Linked DNA regions of Homo sapiens: all the other regions are linked to region 3. Evidence: read pairs that join two places in POLR2A ChIA-PET (ENCODE). Cell type or tissue: PC-3. All regions are shown on one strand. Links, peaks and the distances in the headings refer to the core of each region. The heading gives the core; the rest is flanking DNA.

What was found. ChIA-PET counts read pairs that join two places held together with the same protein. Peaks named below come from ENCODE experiments on the same cell type or tissue, not always from the same donor. Only the 100,000 strongest peaks of a DNase experiment are listed, where the experiment ranks them.
Region 1: POLR2A ChIA-PET joins it to region 3 with 20 read pairs; 2 of 35 experiments call an interaction of 5 or more read pairs at or near these places.
Region 2: POLR2A ChIA-PET joins it to region 3 with 12 read pairs; 21 of 35 experiments call an interaction of 5 or more read pairs at or near these places.

What each region holds. Positions count from the first base shown.
Region 1 is chr10:92,565,763-92,570,762 of GRCh38, reverse strand. All of the region lies in intron 1 of IDE (insulin degrading enzyme), which reads left to right. Among named protein-coding and RNA genes, the nearest start is that of IDE, 5.8 kb to the left of the region's middle. In PC-3, for the core only: no CTCF peak of the experiment used is centred there; a DNase peak (open chromatin) is centred at 2,602; H3K27ac peaks cover 1,180 bases.
Region 2 is chr10:93,406,510-93,417,632 of GRCh38, reverse strand. It overlaps MYOF (myoferlin), which reads left to right. Exons shown (of 54, transcript NM_013451.4): 6 at 7,894-8,060; 7 at 8,718-8,846. Among named protein-coding and RNA genes, the nearest start is that of MYOF, 70 kb to the left of the region's middle. RefSeq lists an enhancer at 10,428-10,927. In PC-3, for the core only: no CTCF peak of the experiment used is centred there; no DNase peak of the experiment used is centred there.
Region 3 is chr10:93,470,454-93,481,000 of GRCh38, reverse strand. All of the region lies in intron 1 of MYOF (myoferlin), which reads left to right. Among named protein-coding and RNA genes, the nearest start is that of MYOF, 6.6 kb to the left of the region's middle. In PC-3, for the core only: no CTCF peak of the experiment used is centred there; a DNase peak (open chromatin) is centred at 4,870; H3K4me3 peaks cover 1,662 bases; H3K27ac peaks cover 4,385 bases.

The DNA.
Region 1 (5,000 bases), core at 1-5,000, 910 kb after region 3:
TTGTATTTTTGGTAGAGATGGGGTTTTGTCATGTTGCCCAGGGTGGTCTCAAACTCCTGGGCTGAAGCAATCCCCCTGCCTCCCAAAGTGCTGGGGTTACAGGCATGAGCCACTGTGCCAGGCCCAGTATATGTTTCATAAACACTGGTTTCCTTTCTGTTTTTCTGTTGGTATTTTATATCTCCTAAACATGTAGCCAGAGGATCAGGCTACCTTTTAGCCAGGATGACAAGGCTAGAGCACTTTCCCTCCACAGGGGTAGATCCTCTATAGATATGTTAGGTTCTGGAGCCTTCTCATTTGGCTTGTCTTCAGTCTGTTTTCACTGTTCTGTTAGTTTAGACATTATTTGAATGTCTACTCTGTAGTGATCACACACTGTGTCCAGTACTATGTAAATGCAAAGATAACCATAAATCTTGTCCTCAAGGAGCTTTCAGTAATAAACAGTAAACTGCTTTACCTCTGACCTTTTACTAGACACCTCCACTTTTATGTTTTGTTGTTTCTTTCAATTAATTTTGAAAAACAACTTAGTATTTTATCACCATACTGATTACTTTTTTAAAAAGTGGGACTCACAAAATTATTTTATTCTTCTCAAAGAACTGTTTAGTTTCTTTTTGCCTATTAAAAGTGTAACTTTTTTTTTTTTTGAGACTGAGTCTTGTTCTGTTGCCCAGGCTGGAGAGTGACACGATCTTGGCTCACTGCAACTTCCACCTCCCGGGTTCAAGTGATTCTTCTGCCTCAGCCTCCAGAGTAGCTGGGATTACAGGTGTGTGCCACCACACACAACTAATTTTTGTATTTTTAGTAGAGCTGGGATTTCACCATGATGGCCAGGCTGGTCTTGAACTCCTGACTTCAGGTGATCTGCCCACCTTGGCCTCCCAAAGTGCTCGGATTACAGGCGTGAGCCACTGCGCTCGGAATAACTTTTTAAAGTAGGACTCACAATCTGCTTTCTGAAGGGAAGGCATCACACTCTGCCTGACACATAGTAGGTACTCAGTACATATTTACTGCATAACTTAATTGATTAATGGTCTTTTTTCAAAACAATTTTTTTCTGTAGAGTCCTTAGTTTTGCTATGTTGTTATCATTTTTTCAGTTTAGCTTGAAAATGAGAGTTTTCAGTTTAGCTTGAAAATCTTTGAATCTTTTTCCCTCATTGCCTATTCCCAAGACCCAATCCTCCTGAGTCTTTCATCCTAAAGATTCCTAAAGTTTCTTGGAGTGATCTTGACCCTCATCACCATCCTAGTTCAGGCCATGATCATCTTCGTAACATCTTACATCAGTGAGATTATCTCACCTGAACAGGTTTTAGAACTGACTTTTCCAGCCTTCTGTCTCCCTACTAGTTGATTCTTATCATCACATCAGATTAATAAACCACTTTTCCCAAGCTGTTGTCTCGCCTAAATATCACCAGTGGTTCTGTGCTATTTCAAGATCAAGTTCAAACTTCTTGACCCAGCATGTAAGCATTCTGTTGGCTGGCTTAGCCCAACTTTTCAGCCTAACTCTTCTCCAGTCAGACTTACCAATTTGCTGTCTCCTTTTACATGACCTATTCATTCCCAATTCCGAGATGCCCTTTCTGTCTTTTCTTTATATGACTAAATCCTTTATTCTTTTTAGGCCTTGTTATACAGGTCACACAATTACTCTTCCTTTTTCTCAACTTAATAATTTTTAAAAACATTGTGAAACATCTATTTGATGTTTATATATTGCCTCTTATTTTTTTACTCTCTTATTTAATATTGTACATGCCAGAGTATATAGGACAAAGAAGAAAAAAACACCTGTGTACCATCTACTTTAGGAAACAAACATTTCCAGCAACTTTGAACCTGTCTGTGCTCACCTGTCCAATTATAACTCTGCTCCTCCCCTGTAAAGGTATTGTTATTATTATTATTATTATTTTTTTTTTTGAGAAAGAGTCTGCCCTTGTTGCCCAGGCTAGAGTACAGTGGCGCAATCTCGGCTCACTGCAACCTCCATCTCCCAGCTTCAGGCGATTCTCCTGCCTCAGCCTCCCAAGTAGCTGGGACTACAGGCGCGTGCCACCACGCCCGGCTAATTTTTGTATTTTTAGTAGACATGGGGTTTCACCATGTTGCCCAGGCTGGTCTTAAACCCCTGACCTCAGGTGATCCACCCACCTCAGCCTCCCAAAGTGCTGGGATTACAGGCGTGGGCCACCGTGCCCGGCTGTATTATTCTATATTTGGATAACAATTTCCTTAGTTTTCTTTATAGTTTTATCACATTTGAATACTTCTTAAGCAGTATATTGTTTAGTTTTATTGTTTATTTTAGTTTTATAGCTTTTGACCTTTATTGCAAACTTTTCTGAGTTACTTTTTTTCATTTAACTTTCATTTAACATCATTCATAAAGATGTATGAGTTCACTGCTGAATGGCAGTCATGCAAGTATGCCCTGGTATCATATTGATCATTGCAAAAATTCTGTAAGATAGGCCTAATCTATATTCTGACAACTCCCAAATGTATTTCTCTAGCCAGAACCTCTCCCTCAAATTTCAGGTTTGAGTAATAAACTTCCTACTCAACAATGTGAGTCACACTGGTCTACTTGCTTGACTTGCTCTTACCTCAGATCATTTGCATTGTTTTCCCTCTGCTGAGAACACCCTGCTGCTAGTAAGAATGGCGAGAGCTTTGCAGAGAACATAGGATTTGAACAAGAGTCTTTGAAGGAAATATTGAATTGGATGAACAAAGAAGGAGAGTTGAGAAAATATTTTATTTTTTGGAGACAGGATCTCACTGTCACCCAGGCTGGAGTGCAGTGGCACGATCAAAACTCACTGCAGCCATGAACTCCTGGGCTCAAGTGATCCTCTCACCTCAGCCTCCTGTAGCTAGGACTACAGACTTGTGCCACCATGCCTGGCTAATTTTTAAAATTTTGTAGAGGCAGGATCTTGCTATGTTGTCCATACTGATCTCTAACTCCTGGCTTCAAGCAATCTTCCTGCCTCTGCCTCCCAAAGTGCTGTGATTACAGGCATAAGCCACCACAACCAGAAGAGAAAATATTTTAGATAGAAGGAATGGTATTAGCAAAGGTTCAAAAGTAGGGAAATTCACAATATCAGCAAAGGAAAGTGAAATTTTGTCTTATTGGATATAGAGAACCTCAGATGCTTTTTGAGCAATTCAGTGACATATGAAAGCTGTATTTTTGGCTAATTAATCTGGCTGTTTTTTGTAAGCACTGTTTGAAACGCAGGCAGAGACTGATGAGGGATAAAGAAGGTAGTACAAATGACAAGGAAAGAAGAGTGTCTGCAGAAGACATGTGCAAGAAGGATTCAGCAGAGTTTAGTTATTGATTGATGTAGGGACGATGTGGGAGTCAGAGAAGCCTGAGGTCTTGAGCGTGAGTGACTTTGAGTCTAGAATAGGAGGGGCCACCAGGGTAGGGAAAACTCTTGTCGGGGAGACCCAGCTCTGGGAAGAAGTTCAGCTAGGTGAGATGTTTGTCCTGCCTGGCAGGTGGCAGGTTTTCCAAAGGCATACCAAGAGAACGAACCACTGCTTGGGTACAGCAGTGGGCACAGTCTTGTAGGCACTTTTGGGCTGGCTGTTACCCTCAGGTCCCGTAGGGTAGTGGACAGGACTGAGCGGTCCTTAAATACCCAAGGGAATGAAATCTAGTTTGTAGATTGGTAGCTCAGGGACTAGTTCAATTGAAAGATCAGAACCACATTGATGAATACTGACCTACTACTGGGGTTTCTTATTTGTTTTGCTTAAGGATAGGAAATGGATCCAGAGCCTAGAACAAGTCTGACCTGTGCTGGGGTCTAAGTGGATTCAGCTGTAACGCTCTTGCTGCTGCTGACGATGTTAACCATAAAAGATTTAGTAGCTAATATTTATTGAATGCTTATTGTATGTTATGCTTTTTTGGGTGGGGGGTAGTCATCCCCTCAAGCATTTATTCTTTGTTACAAACAATCCAATTAAACTCTTTTAGTTATTTTGAAATGTGCAATTATTATTGATTATAGTCACCCTGTTGTGCTATCAAATCCTAGGTCTTTTTTTTTTTCTTTGGTACCCATTAACCATCCCCACCTGCCCTCAACCACCCACTACCCTTCCCAGCCTCTAGTAACCATCCTTCTACTCTCTATCTCCATGAATTCAATTGTTTTGATTTTTAGATCCCACAAATAAGTAAGAACATGTGATGTCTGTCATTCTGTGCCTGGCGTATTTCACTTATCATCATAACCTCCAGTTTATGCATTTTATTAGGAGCTTTGCCTATGTTGTGTGTGTGTGTGTGTGTGTGTGTGAGAGAGAGAGAGAGAGAGAGAGAGATAGAGTCTGACTCTGTCACTCCTAGGTGGAGTGCAGTGGCGTGATCAGGGCTCACTGCAGCCTTGACCTCTCTGGGCTCAGGTGATTCTCCTGCCATCTCAGTACTCCCCTGTTTCCTGGGTAGCTGGGGCTAGTAGCTGGAACTTGGCACATACCACCATACCTGGCTAATTTTTTGGAGTTTTTTTTTTTTTTTGTAGAGACAGGATTTCGTCATGTTGCCCAGACTGGTCTTAAACTCCTCGGTTCAAGCAGTCCACCTACCTTGGCCTCCCAAAGTACTGGGATTATAGGCGTGAGCCACTGCACCTGGCTACATATGTTGTCTTGTTTAATGGCCACGGTAATTATGTGGGAGAGTGGTGGTGGTAGTCTTTTTTTTTTTTCTTTCAGATAAGGATATTGAAGCTCAAAGAGGTTAACTTGCTCAAGGATACACAGCTAGTAAGTGGCTTAGCGAGATATGAATTCAACTGGGCTCACTCAAGAACCTCAGGGGTTGGCCATTATATTGTCTTCTTCCTAGAGGTAGCACGATATCTTTAGTAGAGATGGGGACGTTAAAACAGGGAGATTTTTTAGAAAGAATATACATGGTAGTTGATGATATTGAGTCTGAAGTGATT
Region 2 (11,123 bases), core at 2,732-7,731, 63 kb after region 3:
GTGACTGATATCCCACTCTCTTCTGCTTGGTAGGGAGAAGTGGTGCTAGAGAACAGTATGGGAGCCTGGAGGAAGAAGGGACATTGATATGCACTGGGGAAAGGCACAGTTGGGGATGCCAAAGGCAAACTTGACTGTATCACGAGGTCCTCTAGGGCTGCCAACTCTTCAGCACTGAGTGGGTGGACAGATGCCATGTAGGCAAGTGTCATTATCACAAGTGACTGCACACAAGGGCAGTTGGCAGGAATATTGCTGCTGAGCGTCTGGAAAGAGGATCACAATACATCTCAGGAATGATTACATTGCTGGAGCTATGATGGAGAACCATTTCCAAATGTTAGCGGAAACATCACAAGTAAAGAAGAGTGGATCACATGCAGTTACTGATATTCAGAAAGGAGACAGGTCAGTGTTGGATGCAGTGAGAAGCTTTGTAGGATTTGACCAAGTGACATTATAATTATTGGAGAGGCAGGATGGCATTCCTACAAGGGAGTTGTGAAGAGCTTGTCATAGCCGGAGATGGACAGTGAGGAATCTTGAACCACTGTGAATCAACAGATCTGGATTTGAGCATTGGCTCCACTATCAAGCTGTGTGACAGTAGGCATGTCACTTAACCTCTCTGAGCCTCAAGTTCCTTTCTTACAACATCAGGAGGTTGGATTTAATAATATGTAGGGTCTCTTCCAGCTCCGAAGTTCTATGATTCTATTAAAATGGCCTGGTCATGGCCGGGTGCAGTGGCTCACGCCTATAATCCCAGCACTTTGAGAGACTGAGGTGGGTGGATCACTTGAGGTCAGGAGTTCAAGACCAGCCTGGCCAACATGGCAAAACTCTGTCTCTATTAAAAATACAAAAATTAGCCAGGCGTGGTGGTGTGCGCCTATAGTCCCAGCTACTTGGGAGATTGAGGCTGGAGAATCCCTTGAACCCAGGAGGTGAAGGATGCAGTGAGCCAAGGTCATGCCACTGCACTCCAGCCTGGGTGACAAAGTGAGACTCTGTCTCAAAAAAAAAAAAAAAAAGCCTGATCAAAGCCAGGGTTCATATATTATAAGAAGATGGGATGAGAGAAGTTTCTTTTTCTTTTTCTTTTTTCTTCAGATGGAGTCTCGCTCTGTTGCCGAGGCTGGAGTGCAGTGGCGCGATCTCGGCTCACTGCAACCTCTGCCTCTGGGCTCAAGTGATTCTCCTGCCTCAGCCTCCCGAGTAGCTGGGATTACAGGCGCCTGCCACCACACCTGGCTAATTTTTTTTTTAAATTTTATTTTTAGAGAAGGGGTTTTGCCCTGTTGGCCAGGCTGGTCTTGAACTCCTGACCTCAGGTGATCCACCCGCCTTGGCCTCCCAAAGTGGGGATTACAGGCATGAGCCACGACGCCCGGCCGAGAGAAGTTTCTTTGGTGATTACTTCTGTTTGCGAATGCCAGGATGAGCAGCTGCGCTTTGGTTCAAATAGGCTGAATCAAAGAGCAGAAAGTGTTTCAAGGATTAAATGAACAAATGCTGCAGAAAGTTTGAGTAAGAAGAGACCTGAGGCTGGACCGTTGGATTTTGCAACATGAAAGTCTTTAGTGGCCTAGACAAGAGCAGTTTTGGTGGACTAGGAGGGCAGAGGGCTGGCTGGAAGAAGCATGAGAATCAGAGACAGAGTGAAGAATGTGAGTAAAAATGATTCTTCTGAGGAGTTTGCTCCCAAGAGGGGCAGGAAAAATGGAGCAGTAACTGTAGGGGGCACCGTGGAGTCAATGAAAGTTTTGTTTTTTAATATTCTGGGTGATATTTCAGCGTGTTTATATTTTGATGGGAATGATCCAGTAGAAAGGGGGAAACCGATGAACGTATAAAGAGGCAAAACTCCTTAAGTAGCAACAGGAGATAGGATCTGTGCAAATGCGGAAGAGTTGGCTTCAAGTCAGGGAGCACAGATAGTTCAGTGACTAATTGTAGCAGGAGAGAAGGCAACAGATACAGGTAGATGATTGATTTGGAGTTGGAAAGATGTGGAAATTATCTTCTAATTGCCAATTTTCTCAATGAAATAAGAAGCCAGGTCATTAGTGGACAATGAGAAAGATAGAAAGGGTGTTGGAAGCTTTCAAGATGCAAAACAGGTGGCCGTTCAGAAAGGTAAAGTGATTTGACTGTGCTGGTTAATTAGTGGCCATCTCAGACCAGGATTCAGGAAAGTTTTGGGATAGATATCTTGGAAATGTGGTAAGATGGCCAGGCAGCCCTGTGAGGACACTTACAGTTTGTGATCAGGAAATTAAAGTGAGATCAGTCCAGTGAGATGTGTGTGCTTCCCAGCCAAGTTCAGCTGGCTGGGTGCAGAGGTGAAGTCAGTGGAGGGTTGAATAAACCAGGTAAGCACAGTGAAGTGAGAGGGGGAAAGGGATCGAGGGGCATGCAGTGGGGTGGTTGCAGTGTTAGGTGGCAGGATCTAACCTGGGGTAGGGGTAAAGCAAAGACATGGAGGAAGTGGGGTGCAGGGAAGGCAGTGTGCTCATTAGATTGGGGCTGCTTGTGGGCTGGAGTAAGAGAGGAAGCAAATTGGAAAGATACAAAAGATGGCCTCTCAGCCAGGCGCGGTGGCTCACGCTTATAATCCCAGCACTTTGGGAGGCCGAGGAGGGTGGATCACTTGAGGTCAGGAGTTCGAGGCCAGCCTGGCCAACATGGCGAAACCCCGTCTCTACTAAAAATACAAAAATTAGCAGGGCGTGGTGGCAGGTGCCTGTAATCCCAGCTACTCAGGAGGCTGAGGTAGGAGAATCACTTGAACCTGGGAAGCAGAGGCTGCAGTGAGCTGAAATTGTACCACTACACTCCAGCCTGGATGACACAGTGAGACTCCACCTCAAAAAAACAAACAAACAAACAAACAAAAACACAAAACCACAAAAAACAACAAAAAAGATGGCCTCTCTAGTGGACTGAATAGTGGCCCTCTAAAATGCATGTCTATATGGAACCTCAGAATATGACCTTATTTGGAAACAGGGTCTTTGCAGATGTAATTAGTTAAGATAAAGTCACACTAAATTCAGTGACTGTAGTTTCTTGTTTGTTTGTTTTGTTTTTTGAGACAGAGGCTCTCTCTGATGCCCAGGCTGGAGTGCAGGGGCATGATCTCAGCTCACTGCAACCTCTGCCTTCCAGGTTCAAGCGATTCTCCTGCCTCAGCCTCCCAAGTAGCTGGGACCACAGGTGCACGCCACCACACCTGGCTAATTTTTTAATATTTTTAGTAGAAACGGGGCTTTGCCATGTTGACCAGGCTGGTCTTGAACTCCTGGCCTCAGGTGATCCACCCGCCTCAGCCTCCCAAAGTGCTGGGTTTACAGGTGTGAGCCGCCAAACCTGGCCCACTTGTTCTTATGAGAAGACGGGAGGACACAGAAGGAGAAAGGCTGTGTGACCACACAGAGGCAGAGACTGGAGTTATGCAGCCACAGGCAGGGCATGCTCAGGATTGCCGGGAGCCACTGGCTAGGAAGAGACAGGAAGGATTTTTCCCTCGAGGCTTCAGAGAGAGAACGTCTCTGCCAACATCTTGATTTTATACTTGTAAGGTTTGGAACTGTCGGGGAATACATTTCTTTCTTTTCTTTTCTTTTTCTTACCTTTCTTTTTCTTTCCTTGCTCTGTCACCCAGGACAGAGTGCAAGGGCATGATCATGGCTCACTGCAGCCTCGACCTCCTGGGCTCAGATGGTCCTCCCATCTTAGCCTCCCGAATAGCTCAGACTACAGGTGTGCACCACCACACCCGGCTAGTTTTTAAATTTTTTTTGTAGAGATGGGGGGTCTCCCTATGTTGCCCAGGCTGGTCTCAAACTCTTGGGCTCAAGCGATCCTCCTGCTTCGGCCTCCCAAAGTACTGGGATTAGAGGTGTGAGCCCCTGCGCCTAGCCAGAGAATACATTTCTATTGTTTTAAGTCACCCAGTTTGTGGGACTTCCTGCGACAGCCTTCAGAAGCTAATACAACCAGCAGCTTCCTGTTCAGTGGGTGATTCCTGACTTGGTGTGGCCCTCTGTGGTTGTGAAAGAGTTGCTCTTTGTAGATCCACTTGGCTGTGGATCACATTCAGGCCTGGGTCTCACGAACAGGGCCTGCCAGCACAACTGCTAGCATTTCACTCATGACACAGCTTGCACATCAGGGTGTGTTTAACAGTGCCATAGGGGCCCCCTCATTCTTTGTGGAACCCATAGCATTCTTTGTGGAGCCCGTACCATTGTTTAATCCTCTGCAGCTTCCTGCCACATAAAGGGGAGGTTTCCTGCTTGAATATTCTTCTGCTGCAAGGCACAGAGGCTGGCTGTCACCATGGCTTAGGCTGGTTTCCTCTGACCCATCCCTTTAGCCTAAAGTCTGAATAGCAGAAGACGTTCTTTGTTATCTGCAGGCTGATTCTAGAGCATCCACTGAGAATGTAATAAGTACTTGTCCAGAGTCCAGCATTGCAAAGGGGTATGATTGACCCCGACTTTTTCTCCTGCTTACTGCCATAAACAATCACCAGCCTAAAATGCTGTAATTATGGCAAGGAGGAAGTACAAATCACCAGCCTAAAATGCTATAATTATGGCAAGGAGGAAGTACCACTTAGGCCCAGGATGATGGAAGGAAGTTCGTCTTCGCTGCTTGGAGGAACCCAACAGCTGTCAGCCCCAGCCATTGCTCGGTCCAGGACAGGTTTACCGAGGGGAAGCGCCTGGCCCCCAGTGCTTCCCCGAGGCTGGTGCCAAGGTTGGGAGGAGCACCCCTTCAGCCATCTGGGTGTTCTTTCCTGAGAGTTGTTCAGTAGTTTTTCCAAATGTGAAGGCACATTTGTGCCTGGGATCCTGTTCCCCTTCCCATTTGTTTACTCATTCCACATTTATCAAGCACTTTCTATATACTTTGTGTAATGAGTTCTGTAAGGCATGGGGCAGAAACAAAGAAGCAAAGGCAAGCTCCTTGCTTCTGAAATGCCTGGGAGTAGGGGAAGCCTATGGGTTGACAAGCAGGTGCAAGACTATGTGGTGAGGACTAGAAAGAACAATGTGTGGCGGGTAGGAGAGAGCGGGACTAACTCCATCTGGAAGAGGTGGGGAGGGCATGTTGGAAGACAGTAAGTTTCATCTGAAACTTAAGAAGGAGAGGAACTTACCTGGTAGAGAGTAGGATGAAGAAGATTCCAAGAGCTTGGATCCAGGTGCCCTAAGAGAGACAGCAGGTAAGCCCTTCTTTTGAAGTCTCTTCAAGAATAGGCAAGAGGAGGTCCAGATCATCTTGCAGAGGACAAAGATTCCTTATCTTTGACTTCCATGAGGTTTTCCCAGTAGCCTGAAAAAGATGTTGAGGTACTAGGAGCATAACATGTCCTTCACCTACAGCCTGGTTTTAAACCCAGTTTTATACCAGAGAGGCAGTGTGAAAACTTGGTCCTGGTTTTAGCTCAGCTTCTAATAACTTAACCACAGGCAAGTTGCCTTAGCTTTCTGGACCTCAGTTTTTCTGTCTGTAAAATGGGGTGAAGGGTAGGTTGGATCAAGGATCTCTAAGGTCCCTTCTAGGACAACATTCTGTGGGTCCATGGCTACTTGAAGGAAGTGTGAAGTGAGGATCTACAGAGTGTTGAGTCAAAGGATCAGAGGACAGAGTAGGGAGTCACACTCAGTGAGTAGGAGACAAAAACAGGGGCCCACAGAAGAACCTGAAAAAGCAGATCGGGGGAGGAGAGCTGCAATGATCTAAAAATATGTATATGAGCACTGGTGTCCAAGGCTGTGGAAGATCCAATATGGAGATACAGAAAAGGGCACGGAGCTTGGCAAAGAGAGGTGATTGACTTTTGAAGAACAGAAGCCAGGCTAGGATGGGCGAAGCATGAATGAATGGATGATGAGGAGCAGGGCCCACCCTGGGCTAAATTGCAAAGCAGTGCATGTGGAGGCCCCCTTTTCCCTTGTGGCTGCCTCTTCCTCACTTTGGGACCCCTGCCTGCTGTGCTGCCCATGGACTGCTCCAGTGCCCCATCCCCACACCCCCCATAGCTGGTTCCAGGAAGTGTCCTGTGCTCCAGAAGAAGCCCCTTCCAATTGCAGTGGTCTGAATGGTTGTGTCCCTCCACAATTCACACATTGAAATCCTAACCCTGAACGTGATGATATTAGGCAGTGAGGCCTTTAGGGAGGTGATTAGGTCACGGGGCCAGAGCCCTCATGCATGGGATTAGTGCCGTGATCAAAATGGGCTCAAGGGAGCTCCTTTGCTTCTTCCATCATGGGAGGCAGAGAAGGCTCCAACTGCAAACCAAGAAGTGGGCCCTCACCAGACACTGAATCCGCCGGTGCCTTGATCTTGGACTTCCCCACCTCCAGAACTGTGAGAAATAAATTTCTGTTTTCTAAAAGCCACCCAGGTTGTGGTATTTTGTTATAGCAGCCCAAGCAGGTGAAGACACCAACCAAAACTGATTACACAGCAAAACTAAAAAATAAACAGTTAATTTATTGGGTGCTTCTGTATGCCAGATACTGTGCTAAAGGCTTCGCCTATAGATAATTACACCTTTACAGTAACCCTGTGGTAAATACTATTATTTTCCCCTCTTTACAAATGAAGAAACTGAAGCTTAGAGAAATTAAGAAACTTACTCAGACTCACATAGCTCGAAAGTGGAGGGTGGGGAGTGGATTGAGCCTAGGCCACGTGGCTTCAGAGCCCAAGATTTCAAGAGCTATGCTACATAGTAATCTGATGAAACTCATTCATACCAGGATGTGAATGACTGACAGGTGACTGTCCTTGGAAATTAAATCTCTTTCATAATCTTGCATCGTAGAGAAGGAGTTTCAGAATCCAAAAGCAGGGTTCTAGACAGGGTGGCTTGTCTTCTAGGCTCTCTTAGATTATATTGTACAGATTACCAGAAGTTCTAACTCTTTGTGTATTAAGAAAAGAAAAGCTAAAGTTTGTCAGCGAGTTTCAAAGAGCTCGTGAATAAAAGAAAGAGGAGAGGTAGTAGGCAGAGTTGATTTTTGGTTTTTGGTTTTGTAGGGAGAGAAAGATCTGTGTCTACTTGAAGGCAGAGGAAAAGCTGCAATAGAGACGGAACCCCCAGAGGTACACAAGAGAGAGGAGACATTTGGGGAGCCTGAAAATAATCAGGAGGTAGTAGGATCTGCAAATATTCAGGAGGTAGCAGGATCTAATGCATGGCAGAGGGTTGAGATTTTCACTCTGCTGAGCAGGGTAAACCTTTTCCTGAGTGCAGAGGGAAGGTAGAGGGATAAAGGAGGGGACACGTGTGTGTTAAAGTGACAAACCAGGAGGAGGAAGGAAGAGCAAGATGATCACCTTGGTGCTTGGCAAGAAAATGAGGAGAGTTTCTCTTCTGCCATTAGGGTGGAAAGAGCAGTTGTGAATTAGGAGGCTCAAGCAGGAAACAGTACAAATAGATCACGAGCAGATCTCTAGAGAGAAGATCTGCAGTGGGAGGGATGGAGTTGAAGCTTGTCATTGCAAGACTGCAGTGTTCCGTGATGTTTCTTCCTTTTTCCATCCTAACACTAATGAGAACTCAGCAATCCCTGGCTGGGTCCAACGGTGCCATCTCCTCTCATTGTCCCTGTGATCTCTGCCATTCTCTTGGTCTCTTCGAAGGCAACCTGAGCAACAGCCCCGATGTACTGTGAACACATTTTCCTAAAGAATTTTTCCAAGTCACAAGAAGTCCCAAGTCAGTGTCACCAAGAGGATCTCCTTCACCTGCCACTTTAGGAACACTTAAAACATAATGGCAGACAAAACCGTGTCCTGGAAACCTGAGCCTTTGGACATTTACAGGATAAGGGCTATCCCTCACTGGGTTTCTTTCTGATATTTTAGGAGATGGGGAAGAAGATGAAGGTGATGAAGACAGGTTGGACAATGCAGTCAGGGGCCCTGGGCCCAAGGGGCCAGTTGGGACGGTGTCGGAAGCTCAGCTTGCTCGGAGGCTCACCAAAGTAAAGAACAGCCGGCGGATGCTGTCAAATAAGCCACAGGACTTCCAGGTAGCAACGGCCTGGCGTTCTGCTTCTTTGTTTAATCTTTATATTGCCCATCTTCTGGCAATTGCAGTGATGTTTCAGTGGACCTATTCCAATGGACAATGGCTCAACCGGTAAAGAGAGATGTCAGTGTATAAACCCAGTAAGAAAAGCTCTCCATCTTTCTTCTGCAGGCACAAGTGGGTTTAGTCTAGCCAGCTGATGGTCTCCAGAGAAATAAAACTATAATTCTCCTTCCCTTTGGCAGAAGGAAAGAGCTAATCAAAGAATAGAAGCGCAAATACTGTGTTTTTCGCAGCTCTGGGCCCTGTCTTAGATTTGGAAGGCAGCTATGGAGTTAGTTCATCACTAGGCTCAGCAAGACCAGGTGCATGACTGGAGTCTGAGCAGTGACCTCCACCTGCCCTGCCCTTTCCCAGGCCGGCTTTGAATGATTTCATCCCTACAGCTGCTCTTGGTCTCTATAACCCAACCCCAGTTCCCATCTTGGGAATGACCCTAGGTGGCTCCACCCAATTGGTAGCACCTGGTATAGCACAAAGCTGCCCTGGCCTGGTGTTAGCAATCCTAATAGGTGAAGGAAATGAAGCAACACCTGAGGATCCTAAGGATCCCACGTGCTGGGAAAGGTTGGGTAACCATCCCCCTTCTGTGCTGCAGATCCGCGTCCGAGTGATTGAGGGCCGACAGTTAAGTGGTAACAACATAAGGCCTGTGGTCAAAGTTCACGTCTGTGGCCAGACACACCGAACAAGAATCAAGAGAGGAAACAACCCTTTTTTTGATGAGGTAAAGGGGTTGAGAGGGCATGTTTCTGCTCATGAGTCCCACTGGGGAGGGAAACACGGGAGCAGCTTCACTGGTGAAGACACCACTGAGTTCCAAGTAGAGATCACAGGAACAAAACTAGGTGTGACCATGTGAACGCATGGCAGGGTCTTGGAAAAAGCCCTGGAGTTTAAGCTTCATGGTAAACCCACTTCTGCTATTGGAAAAGGAGAAATAGGTAAGTAACAAATATAGCTTTTTTTTTTTTTTGAGATGGAATTTCGCTCTTGTTGCCCAGGCTGGAGTGCAGTGGCGTGATCTCGGCTCACTGCAACCTCCACCTCCGGGGTTCAAGTGATTCTTCTGCCTCAGCCTCCCAAGTCGCTGGGATTACAGGCATGCACCACCACACCTGGCTAATTTTATATTTTCAGTAGAGGTTTCACTATGTTGGTCAGTCTGGTCTCGAACTCCTGAACTCAAGTGATCCACCCGCCAACAAAGTGCTGGGATTACAGGCATGAGCCACCGCGCCCGGCCAGCATTTATTTAAATAAAATTGTTCACTTGGGACAATCTAAAAGATATCTAGCTTTTAGATATCTAAAAGCTAAATGATGTGAAGATCCAAGGCTAAGCAGGTATGGGGGTACACACCTGTAATCCCAACACTCAAGAGGCTGAGACGGGAGGAGTGCTTGAGCCCAGATTTTCAAGACCAGCCTGGGCAATATAGTGAGATGCCTTTAAAAAAAGGAAAATTACCTGGTCCCCTCTGTCAGTGGTTCTCAGAGATGCTGTTGCCTTTCTGGTGTTTTTGTGATAACTTCTTGATGATCCCTTCGACCCTTATGAGAGAGGACATGATGTCTCCTAAATCTACCTTTGCTTATTCTAATTAGCAGGGTGTCTCTGAGGGACAACTCTCGTGACTAATCCAGTTTTTTAGAGGTGTCAAAACGTACTTGGCTGCAAAAATAATATATGTTAAAGGAAAGCAGTTATTAGCACACAGGGGCTTTGTTTGTTTTGCCCCCCATACTGATAAATTTTTTTTTTTTTTTTTTTTTGAGACAGAGTCTGGCTCTGTCGCCCAGGCTGGAGTGCAGTGGCGTGATGTTGGCTTACTGCAAGCTCTGCCTCTTGGGTTCACGCCATTCTCCTGCCTCAGCCTCCCGAGTAGCTGGGACTACAGGCGCCCGCCACCACGCCCAGCTAATTTTTTTTTTTTTTGTATTTTTAGTAGAGACGGGGTTTCACCATGTTGGCCAGGATGGTCTCGATCTCTTGACCTCGTCATCCACCCACCTCGGCCTCCCATAGTGCTGGGATTACAGGCGTGAGCCACCACACCCGGCCTTTTTTTTTTTTTTTTTTTTTTTTTGAGACAGAGTCTCTGTTGCCAAGGCTGGAGTGTGGTGGTGCAATCTCAGCTCATTGCAACCTCCACCTCCCAGGCTAAGGCAATCCTCTCTCACCTCAGCCTCGCAAGTAGCTGGGACTACAGGCACACACCACCACGCTCAGCTAATATTTGTATTTTTAGTAAAGATGGGGTTTTGCCATGTTTCCCAGGCTGGTCTCAAACTCCTGGCCTCAGGTGTTCCACCTACCTTGGCCTCCCAAAGTGCTGGGATTACAGGCATGAGCCACTGCGCCCTGCCTCCCATACTGAGAACTTAGCCTGTTCTACTGCCCTCTTTTATAACACTCCTCAAAAATACATGATACCTTGACAATCATCTCAAATGCCACAAAACTCCATGACTGGGCTGTGGGGAGAAATGATATATTTAGGGAACTTTTCAGAGTCTTGGCCAACTGTGCTGAGGAGACACATTTCTGGGATTCCTCAGGCCTATGTCTCCTGCTCTGTTCTCCAGCCCAGGCCTGTCTTACCACACTACCTCTTCATTCCCTACGGCTCTAATCCCAGCTCTGGCGTTTGTCCTTTTTTTTTTCCTACTTCTTTATTCAGAAAAGAAATGATTTCTTCTATGCCGCGTTTCTATTTCTTCCTCTTCGTTCAAACTGGCTTCCAGCTCTGCAGAAGGTCCTATTTTCTTCTCACCTCTAACCTCTAACCTCTCCCCTCAAAGGAATCGCAGACGACAGCAGGCAGCCAAGTACAGTAGTATACACATTCTCATGAGAGGTAGGGGCTGCACAGAGATGGGGCACTGGAAATGGACTTCAGGGAAGGCAGAGAGATTCACGTTGGAGGGCAAGACTGGATGGGTGGGGAGGAGGCAAGATGCTGGATTACTTGGGCCTAACGCGTAAACCCTGTCTATGCAT
Region 3 (10,547 bases), core at 2,958-7,957:
GGGAAAGGCAGAGAGAGTGGGAGCATGGATAGACATGTGTTTCCTGACCATGCCTTGCTACATTTCTCGTTTCTTCCAGGAGCCTGACTGCTACTCCCTGTCAGTTCCTGAGGCATCTATACCTTTCGCCTTTCTGTTTCCCGTTTTTCCCCTTTATTTCTCTTCTTAAACCTCTCTCTCTGAGGATGAGCAAGAAAATGAAAGAAATGAAACTCAAAGCTGGCTGGCTGGGTGTGGTGACTTCTGCCTGTAATCCCAGAACTTTGGGAGGCTGAGGTGGGTGGATCACATGAGGGCAGGAGTTCGAGACCAGCCAGGCCAACATGGCAAAACCCCATCTCTACTAAAAATACAAAAATTAGCCGGGCATGGTGGCACATGCCTATAATCCCAGCTACTCGGGAGGCTGAGGCAGGAGGATTGCTTCAACCCAGGAGGAGGAGGTTGCAGTGAGCCGAGATCATGCTACTGCACTCCAACCTGGGCAACAGAGTGAGACTCCGTCTCAAAAAAAAAAAAAAAAAAAAAAAAAAGCTGGCAAATTGTTGGTTGGTTAAAAAAAAAATCTAAAGGGCAAAAATTGGATTTAAAAAAAATTTAAAAAAATTTTTTTGAATAAGACTGGGTCTTGCTATGTTGCCCAGGCTGGTTATAATTCCCTTGCTCAAACTTTCTTCCCATCTCAGCTTCCCAAAGTGTTGGGATTACAGGCGTAAACTACCACGCCCAGCTTAAAATTGGGCTCTTAAAGGACAATGAGGTTTGAAAATCTGGCTAGTGAATATCATGGACTCACGTTATGTCAGAGTTTATTTACATGTGTTAGGTTTTATTAATTTTTTGTTTTCTTGAAGCAGTTACATAATAGAGACATAATATGAAGATTTTACATCCTTCATCATTGACATATAAAGACATTAAAATATATTTGGATCAGTCCGATCATGTAATTATTTAAGTATTATAGATTATAGAGGAATTGGAGTTAATACTATATTGAAATCTGACTTGTTATTTGTCTGGAGTTTGTATGCATTGATGAAACATTTTAAATGATGAAAAATATATCTAAGTCAATGAATGCAAACAATCAATTGAAAGTGGAAAACTTCAGTTAAGTTGGCAAATATAGTCTATACAAACAATTACACATTTAACTTTAGTCTCTTTTCTGGCCTCCTTTTTTCATACAAATCGAGTGGTAAAGTCATTCATTCATTTAGCTAACAAGCAACCTGACAGAGGAAAGGGCACTCAACTCAGAGTAGGAACATCTGCATTCCAGCTGACATTAACTCAATATCTGATTTAACCACCTGGGTCTCCAATTTCTCAGCTGTGGCATGATGGGAACTGGTCTTTAGATGCCTTCCGTCTTTTAGATTCTAATTTTCTAGTTCCAGGTATTGAGTTAGCTGCTCTCAGCAAGATGTGAAATGCATTGCCTTAGGTGCTGGAGGGGATATAGCAACAAACACAGCACTCTTCTTGCTTTCAGTCTATGTCGGTGGTTTAAAATCCTGGTGATGGCAAACCCTTTACAGGTGTGTTCCCAATTTTGAGCACTGCGTAAAATTAAGTAACATTAAGTTCTGACTGAACTGAGGATACTTATAGCAAAATACTGTCCATCAGAGGGAACATGGAACAAAGGCAGACACACTTCATAGTGTGGAGTGGGGCAGGGTATGGTAAACTGGAAAAAGCCCTACCATGCCTGTAGTCCCAGCTACTCAGGAGGCTGAGGCAGGAGAATCACTTGAGCCTGGGAGGCGGAGGTTCCAGTGAGCAGAGATCGCACCACTGCACTCCAGCCTGGGAGATAGAACGAGACTCCATCTCAAAAAAAAAAAAAGGAAAAAGCCATACCAGAAGATCAAGGCGGCATCAAAGAAAGTCCCTGTGTTAACAGAAATATGTAAACATTTTGCCTCTTGGGTAAATAAACAAAGTCAGGGCAGTAAGCAGCTCTTCTCAAACTATAAGACGGTGAAGAATGGCCAGGGGAAGTGATTGTTAATGGTGAAGCTCGCATAGACACTGTGAGGCCCTATTAGGCTATAGCTACACTGTACTTGGGATTGTGCTGTACTGACAACCAACTGGTTTACAGTTGACCTCAGTTTTTCGTGTTCAAACCCTTTCTTTCTTTCTTTCTTTTTTTTTTTTTTTTTTGAGACTGTTTCACCCTGCCATCCAGGAGGGAAGAGTGCAGTCAGTGGTGTGATCATGGTCTCGAACTCCTGGGCTCAAGCGATCCTCCCACCTCAGCCTCCTGAGTAGCTGAACTATAGGCACACACCACCATGCCCAGCTAATTTTTAATTTTTTTTGTAGAGACAGGGCCTCACTCTGTTTCTCAAGCTGGCCTTGAACTCTTGGGCTCAAGCAATCCTCCTGGCTTGGCCTCCCAAAGTATTGGGATTACAGGTATGAGCGCCCAGTTGTGTTCAACCGTGAGTGACCCTTCTGAGGCTGTCAAATTACTCAGGGCCTGGTAGGAACTAGGAGGATCTGGGGGTTGCTGTAGTCCTGGTGCATGGTTGTTGGTGATGTTCAGCAGCGCAGGTGTAGATTATGAAAGCCACAACGCTTATGTAATTTTTCATATCCTTCGGGTACACCAGGTTCCATGAGCCAGATCCGAATTGAGGCTGGAGTGAGTGCCTGTGAGCCAGGGGTGGCCATTCTGCCCTAAGTTCCATGCGGACAGCCAGGCTGTGAAGCTGAATCTAGCTGAGATTAGACTACACAGACCTCTGAGACCAATTTCAACTCTGAGACTTGATGATTCTTCCAAACAGTCCTCCAAACAGAACAGGTTGTTAAAAAACTTTTTAATTTTAAATAATATAATATTTTTAATTTCTAAAATTAAAAATGCATGTAGACATAAGATAAACAACCCAGAAGGGATTATGCAACTAAAAAGTGAAAATTCTCCCCACACCTCTTCTATTCTTTCTCTCTCCCACTGTTAGTCCTTCAGGGTCACCACTCTGAACAATTTGATTTGAATCCTTCTTGATCTTTTGCTCTAGACATATAAGTTGTCCCAACTACTGCCTGTTAGCAACAGTACTGCAGTGGGTGTCCCTGTGGTGCGTGTCTTTGTGAATATGCATATTTCATTTTTATTTATTTATTTATTTTTTAGATGGAGTCTCGCTCTGTCACCCAGGCTGGAGTGCAATGGTATGATCTCGGCTCACTGCAACCTCCACCTCCTGGGTTCAAGCGATTCTCCTGCCTCAGCCTCCTAAGTAGCTGGGATTACAGGCGCCCGCCATCACGCCCGGCTAATTTTTGTATTTTTAGTAGAGACAGGGTTTCACCATGTTGGTCAGGCTGGTCTTGAACTCCTGGCCTCATGATCCGCCTGCCTTGGCCTCCCAAAGTGCTGGGATTACAGGCGTGAGCCACTGCGCCCGGCCATGAATATGCACATTTCAAAAGCACAGCTTCTATCTTTGTGTGTGTTTGTGTGTGTTTTTCTTTTTTCTTTTTTTACACAGAGTTTCGCTCTTGTTGCCCAGGCTGGAGTGCAGTGGCATAATCTCGGTTCACTGCAACTTCCACCTCCCGGGTTTAAGTGATTCTCCTGCCTCAGTCTCCCGAGTAGCTGGGATTACAGGCATGCGCCACCACACCCGGCTAATTTTGTGTTTTTTAGTAGAGACGGGGTTTCACCATGTTGGCCAGGCTGGTCTTGAACTCCTGACCTCAGGTGATCCACCCGCCTCGGCCTCCCAAAGTGCTGAGATTACAGGCATGAGCCACTGCATCTGGCCTTTTCTTTTCTTTTAAAGGTGCTTTTGCTGGATCTTGCCTTAGGCTTCCATTTTCCCTTTGACCTATCCCTTGCTTCTGTGTCCAATCTCTTGAAAAGGTGATTGAGCGGAGGTTTTCTTGCATACTTTTATATTATTGTGCCTTTACAATGTGGCAACATTACATTCACATAAAACATCCATCTCCTTGGGTACGTAGTTGTTGCTACTATAGCATTTTTCTCATTCTCTCCTTACAATATCCCCCATTCCATCAGCCAGAATTTTCTCTCCCTTCTGGTCTTGTGTAAATCTTTTCCTTGTGGAATGGCTACTGCTACTGTCCAGATGGCCACCAGATAATTGTCATGTTATTACTTATTTTTTCCAGATTCCTGTCATTTTACTTGGACCTGTTTTTGGAATGTGAGCCTAGATATTTCTAGAATATCCCCCCTCTAATTAGCATATCAAACTTTGTAGTCTTGAGCAAACCAGTTAACCTCTCAGAGAGTCCTTTTTTCTTTTGAAAAATGGGGCTGTAATGGCTTATCTGAAAGGGAGTTAATCTCTAGACATCCCAAAGGCTGTGATGTATCCAATAGACACATGTGTATTTTTAGTAAAAACCTGCTTTGCTATTTGAAATTATAAAGTTGATTTTTTTTTTCAGTGGGGGACATTAACACCAAGAATATATCTTTTAAAGCATTTTTAAAATAAGCTCCAAAGCTATGCGATTCCACTTAAGAATGGGGAAGTAACTTCCTGGCCAACATGGTGAAACCCCATCTCTACTAAAAATAGAAATATTAGCTGGGCGTGGTGGTGGGCCCCTGTAATCCCAGCTACTTGGGAGGCTGAGGCAGGAGAATCGCTTGGACCTGGGAGGCGGAGGTTGCAGTGAGCTGAGATCGCGCCACTGCACTCCAGCCTGGCAACAAAGCCAGACTCCATCTAAAAAAAAAAAAAAAAAAAAAAAAAAGAATGGGGAAGTGATGTGAGAAAGAGCTCATGGATAGTATTCACTGTGGTTTGTCCAGGCACTTGGTGCGTTCCCCACAGAGAGCCTTGGTTCACCCAGTGAGCACCATAGGACTCATCAAGAAGATCCCTATCAGCTCAAACTGATAATCACACTACTCGGGTATTCCCATAAAACCACTGTATTGTATTGACAAAACAATCAGGAAGGCAAAAGTGTTTAATCTCCTGAGTCATTCCCATCCCTTTCTGGAGAACAAGGCTTAGAGACTCACTGCCTAAGGAAAGTGGCCCCACCCTATGGAAGCATGGGAATTCTCAAAGGTACACTCCCCAAAGGCACATTCTGCAGGGTCTCAGTCATCTATAAAGCTACAATGGCCCTTAAAAAATTAATTAACGTGCCTTGTTTTTCTTTCCTCCTTCACAACACATCTCACCTGCGTGCCCTCAGCTTAGGGGTGCTGGTATTTGTCTGGTATGGGTTTTCCTTTCTAATCACGGGTGTGTTTCTCCTTTACTGTAGGATTTGGCCCTGCCAAGAAGGTGTGGGATTGTTATATCCTCTGCAACACCCAGCACATCACTGATGTTGAATATACATTTTAAATATTGAGCATGTAGCAAAGAACTGGCAGGAAATTTCAGACACCTTAATGTGACAAAGTCCTTGATGCTTAGTCCTGAAAGAGACCCTGGGAAGTCATCCAATTGCCCTTTACGTTTAATATCCTCTCAGGTGTTTGTGAATGAGGCTTAGCAAAGAACCATGTCAAGTATTCATGAACCCTGAGTACAACCAGTTCCTAGCACCTGTTCTCTGGGGGCAAATTGGTGTATAAGACATTTTGCATTCTTGTTCCTGGCAAGGAAAATATGAAGCTGCCAGTTTTATGTTGAACCTTCATACATGAAACGTAGTATATAGAATGCCATGATATGGCAGTGGTCAGCTGACTCACTGTGTAATTTCTATTGAACAGCTGTTCTGTTGCACTGGGGTGTGCTTTGAGCAGGTCTGAGCACAGTTCTCAATCAGAAAAAGTTATGGGACATTTGATACCTTAAGCCTTATCAATTAACTTCTTACTGGGCATGAGGGTACAAAGGCCCTGAGCTCTGGGGCCAGGGATGCCTAAATGAGAATTCCAGTGGCCATCCCTAGTTGCTCATGAGCAAATACAATCTGCAGCTTCAAGCCCGGTCATGATGGCTCACGCCTGTAATCCCAGTACTTTGGGAGGCTGAGGTGGACAGATCACCTGAGGTCAGGAGTTCAAGACCAGCCTGGCCAGCATGGTGAATCCCTGTCTCTACTAAAAATACAAAAAACTTAGCCAGGCATGGTGGTGGGCACCTGTAGTCCCAGCTACTCAGGAGGCTGAGGCAGGAGAATTGCTTGAACTCGGGAGGTGAAGGTTGCAGTGAGCTGAGATGGCGCCATTACACTCCAGCCTGGGCAACAAGAGTGAAACTTCATCTCAAAAAAAAAAAAAAATCAGCTTCAGTGTTCTTAATAATATCTCCTGCCTTGCAGGGCTGTTTGAGGATTAAATTAATGTACATGTGACATTGCACATGGCAGTCTATAAATCTCCTTACCTATTTGATAACAGTTTCATGGAGCACTACAGTGCACCAGAGAGTATTTCTGGAACTAAGTCTAGAAAAATATGCATAAGATGGCTTGGATTTTCAGGCCTAGGTGACCGACTAGTTAGCACACAAGAATGAGATGCAAACCAGAATAGACATGAAAAGTTACAATCTGAGTAGATGAAAGAGTGAAAAAGCTTGTGGAGAAAGTGTCATTTGGCTTGGTTTTAAAGGATGAGTGGAAATTTGACAGAAATAATGGAAAAAAGACATTCCAGGCTTTGGAACAGTACAGGAGGACCAGAGAGCCATGGGGAGGAGTAACGTGGTATGAATAGGGATTGAACTTTACTCATCAACCATTGGGGAGCCGCTAGGCCGCAATGTGAACAGCAGATTAGTACTAGTCAGGGAGACTAGTAAGAAGGCTTACTAGTTGAGTCAAATGCTTCTCAGCACAGATGGAGCTCATCCCAGGACTGGAATCAGAAGGAAGGCACTAATAAGGAAAGACACTGAGGAAACAACCTGATTAAATTAAAGTGATAAGGGAGCCACACTGGACAGGCAAATTTGGCCATCCTTCCTCACACTGTACTGTGAAATGGAACATCAGACTGCCTTGCTTCCAGCTGGAGTGTGCACCCTGTGGGCGAGTGCAGGGCTGGTTGGGGTAGCTCAGCAAGAGGCCAGCACGAGGGCAGTAGCCACCTGAGGCGGCAGGGAGGCCACCAAGAGATCGAACAAAAACAGAAATACAAAGTGATCTTTGAAGACAAATTTTGCTGTCTTCCCAAAGATCAAATGGGGGAGCATTTCCTCAACCAAGCTGAGCCATGGTTCATTTGCATAAGGTCCTTCTCTCCCTAGCCTGTTGTACTATCTGAAAGGATAGGGAGTCATGGTTCAGAATTGCTTCATTACAAGGAGCAGATACCCACTTCAGCGTGCTCAAGGAAACCTTGATTTTTCTAAAGCTAGAAAGAAATCTGGAGTCCAGATCACAGACCTCACAAGAGCCAGAATCATGTCAGCTCCCCTCTCCTCATTTCCCAGGGACTGTGCAGCCTCCTGCCTCTGCTTCTCCCTGCACATGGCAGCCATTACTTTTCTGCATATTGTCTATAATTGTTGGCTCTCTGCAAATTGGCTGTCCTTAGTGAGGCCTCTTGCATGGGCTTTGGGTTGCTGCAAGGTGACTGGGTCTTGACTCTACATCCAACTGCAGTGGCAGCGTCTCGTGCATGAGATAGCTCAGAGAAAAACACCAATTGCCTTGGTTTTGGTCAGATGTTCAGCCCTGCTCCAATTAACTGTGGCCAAGGGGCATGGAAGGCCAAGACAAAGTGGGTAGACCAGATGTGTCTACTCACAGGGCAGCCTTCTGGGGGCCTAGAGTATGAACTCTGCAGCCTGTCTCCTTCCAGGGATTAGATCTGTTCTTTTCCATCTTTACTCTGTTGGTTGACATAACCTCTCACTTAAAAGAACCCCCTTCTTTCTGTAACCAACACAATACTTGGAAAGGGATGACCTTTGGATTCGAAAAATTAATTTTCACTCCTGGTTTTATCCCTAGGAGCTGGGTGTCTTTGGGCAACTATATTTCCGAGCCTTCATTTCCTCATCTACAGAGTGTGGAGAATAATCTATACCTCACAGGGAGGTTGTTGGGAGCAATTGTGATAAAATATATAGAGAACTTGTCGTAGTGCTGACACAGAATGTTGCATGACAGGTGCTCATGTCTTCTGGCTTTTATGCCCCACTTCTTCCCCCATTGCTGCAGGGACATACAGAGTCCTGGGGGACATTTCCAAGGGGTGGCCCAGGCTTAGCTGTTCAGAATAAACAGGATGCTGGTCAGCTGTGGCTGCACAAACAGCTTGAAGGCATTGCCAAAGTAGGTTCTTTGTTTTTAATTGTGGTAAAACACATATAACGTAAGATTTACCATCTTAACTATTTTAAGTGTACAGTTTTGTTTTTGTTTTTGTTTTTGTTTTTGTTTTGAGATGGAGTGTTGCTCTGTCACCCAAGCTGGAGTGCAATGGCGCCATCTTGGCTCACTGCAACCTCCTCCTCCTGGGTTCAAGCGATTCTCCTGCCTCAGCCTCCCAAGTAGCTGGGATTACAGGCACATGCCACCATGCCTGGCTAATTTTTGTATTTTTAGTAGAGGAGGGGTTTCACTATGTTGGCCAGGCTGATCTTGAACTCCTGACCTCAAGTGATCTGCCCACCTCGGCCTCCCAAAGTGCTGGGATTTTATTTCTAATTTCCTGAGGAAATGGCCTACTGTTCTCCATAGATCCTGCACCATTTTGCATTCCCACCAGCACTGCACAAGTGTTCCAATTTCTCCACAGCCTTGACAACACTTCTTTTTTTCTTCTTTATTTCATAATAGCCATCTTAATGGGTGTGGGCATAGTAGGTTCTTAGCAACTCTCTGACTTGGATTTTCAGCTCACACTTGCTGCATTAGCTCAGAGTGAGAATTGCTGCAGTGCAGGCCTCGTCCTCAGTGATCAGCAGGAAGGCAGCTCTCCTGTGATGGAAAGCCCACCTCGCAGGAGCCCAGCAGCAGCCTGAAAGAGCCTGGTGGCCTCTTGGCCAGTGGAGCCCAGCTCTGAGGTCCATGTGGCCAGAGTTGTGCTGGGAACCATAGTAGAGCCAAAGACGTGTGGGAAATAGCCTTGGTCCTCTGCAATACCAGGTCTTCCAGTTGGCCACCGTGCCGAGCCTTTTTTTTTTTTTTGAGACAGTGTTTCACTCTTGTCACCCAGGCTGGAGTGCAATGGTGCAATCTTGGCTCACTGCAACCTCCACCTCCCAGGTTCAAGCAATTCTCCTGCCTCAGCCTCCTGAGTAGCTAGGATTACAGGAGCATGCCACAATGCCCGGCTAATTTTTGTATTTTTAGTAGAGAAGGGGTTTTGCCATGTTAGCCAGGCTGGTCTCGATCTCCTGACCTCAGGTGATCCGCCCACCTTGGCCTCCCAAAGTGCTGGGATTACAGGCGTGAGGCACCACGCCCCGCCTTCATTTCGTTTTTAGGAAGTAGGTATTATTGACATCTTCATTTTCCCTATGAGGGAGCTGAGGCAGAGACAGGTCAGGATTTAACTGGATTCCAGATGGTCCATGCGTCTTCACTGAGCTCAGCATGGATGAAGAAACAACTCACAACCTCTGACTACACAACCAACTCACATAAACAGTTCCTCTCTCTCTGAACAGATTGAGTTGTTTAGTGGTTGGAGTCATTAGGATCCAGTCTGAAAAAGGAAGAAAGTGTACCAAGAACAAAAGAACTTAAAAAAAAAGAAAAAGAAAAAAAAACCCATCCCCCCTGGGGTGAGTTTGCAACAGAGCAATGAAAGCCTTTATGACATGCTGTGACTCAGAAGCTCAGAGGTGACATAGCTTAGCAGTGAATCAGTTCCACTGATAGTCAAGTTTGAGCCATTTTATTAGTGGAGACTAGAACCATAACTTCTTGTAATGTAAAGTATTAAAAATCTAATATTTGACTGGCAGGGCGAGGTCCACTTCATTTCACCTCCGTTTGTTAGTTTATGACCTTCATCATCTTTTTCATCTCAATAGTGCAGCTTATAAATTGAAAAAAAAAATTCCTTGCCCTTCTCTCTCTTTCTTTCAATAAATAAAATGTTATGTTTTTGCTTACCCCTCCTAACAGACTGAATTCATTGCTAGGACACTCCCTGTCTCTGTCCCTCCTATGTTTAGCAGCTCCTTCCTCATTCCAAGCATGAATCCATTCAACAAGCATTGATCCAAGCATTGATTGAGAGGGTACTCTGCCAGGCAGTGTGCTTAGCTCTGTGTATAGGGTGGGGAACAAAGCAAGTTTGGCCCTGCCCACATGCAGCTTATAGTCTAGGCTGTAAATGGGGCCAGCGTTCAGTGAATTAAGAGTGTAGGCTGGGTGTGGTGGCTCACACCTGTAATCCCAGCACTTTGGGAGGCCGAGGTGAGCAGATCATTTGAGGTCAGGAGTTCGAGACCAGCCTGGCCAACATGATGAAACCCTGTCTCTGCTAAAAATACAAAAATTAGCCAGGCATGGTGTTGGGCACCTGTAGTCCCAAGCTACTTGGGAGGCTGAGGCAGGAGAATGGCTCGAACCTGGGAGACAGAGGTTGCAGTGAGCCGAGATCGTGCCACTGC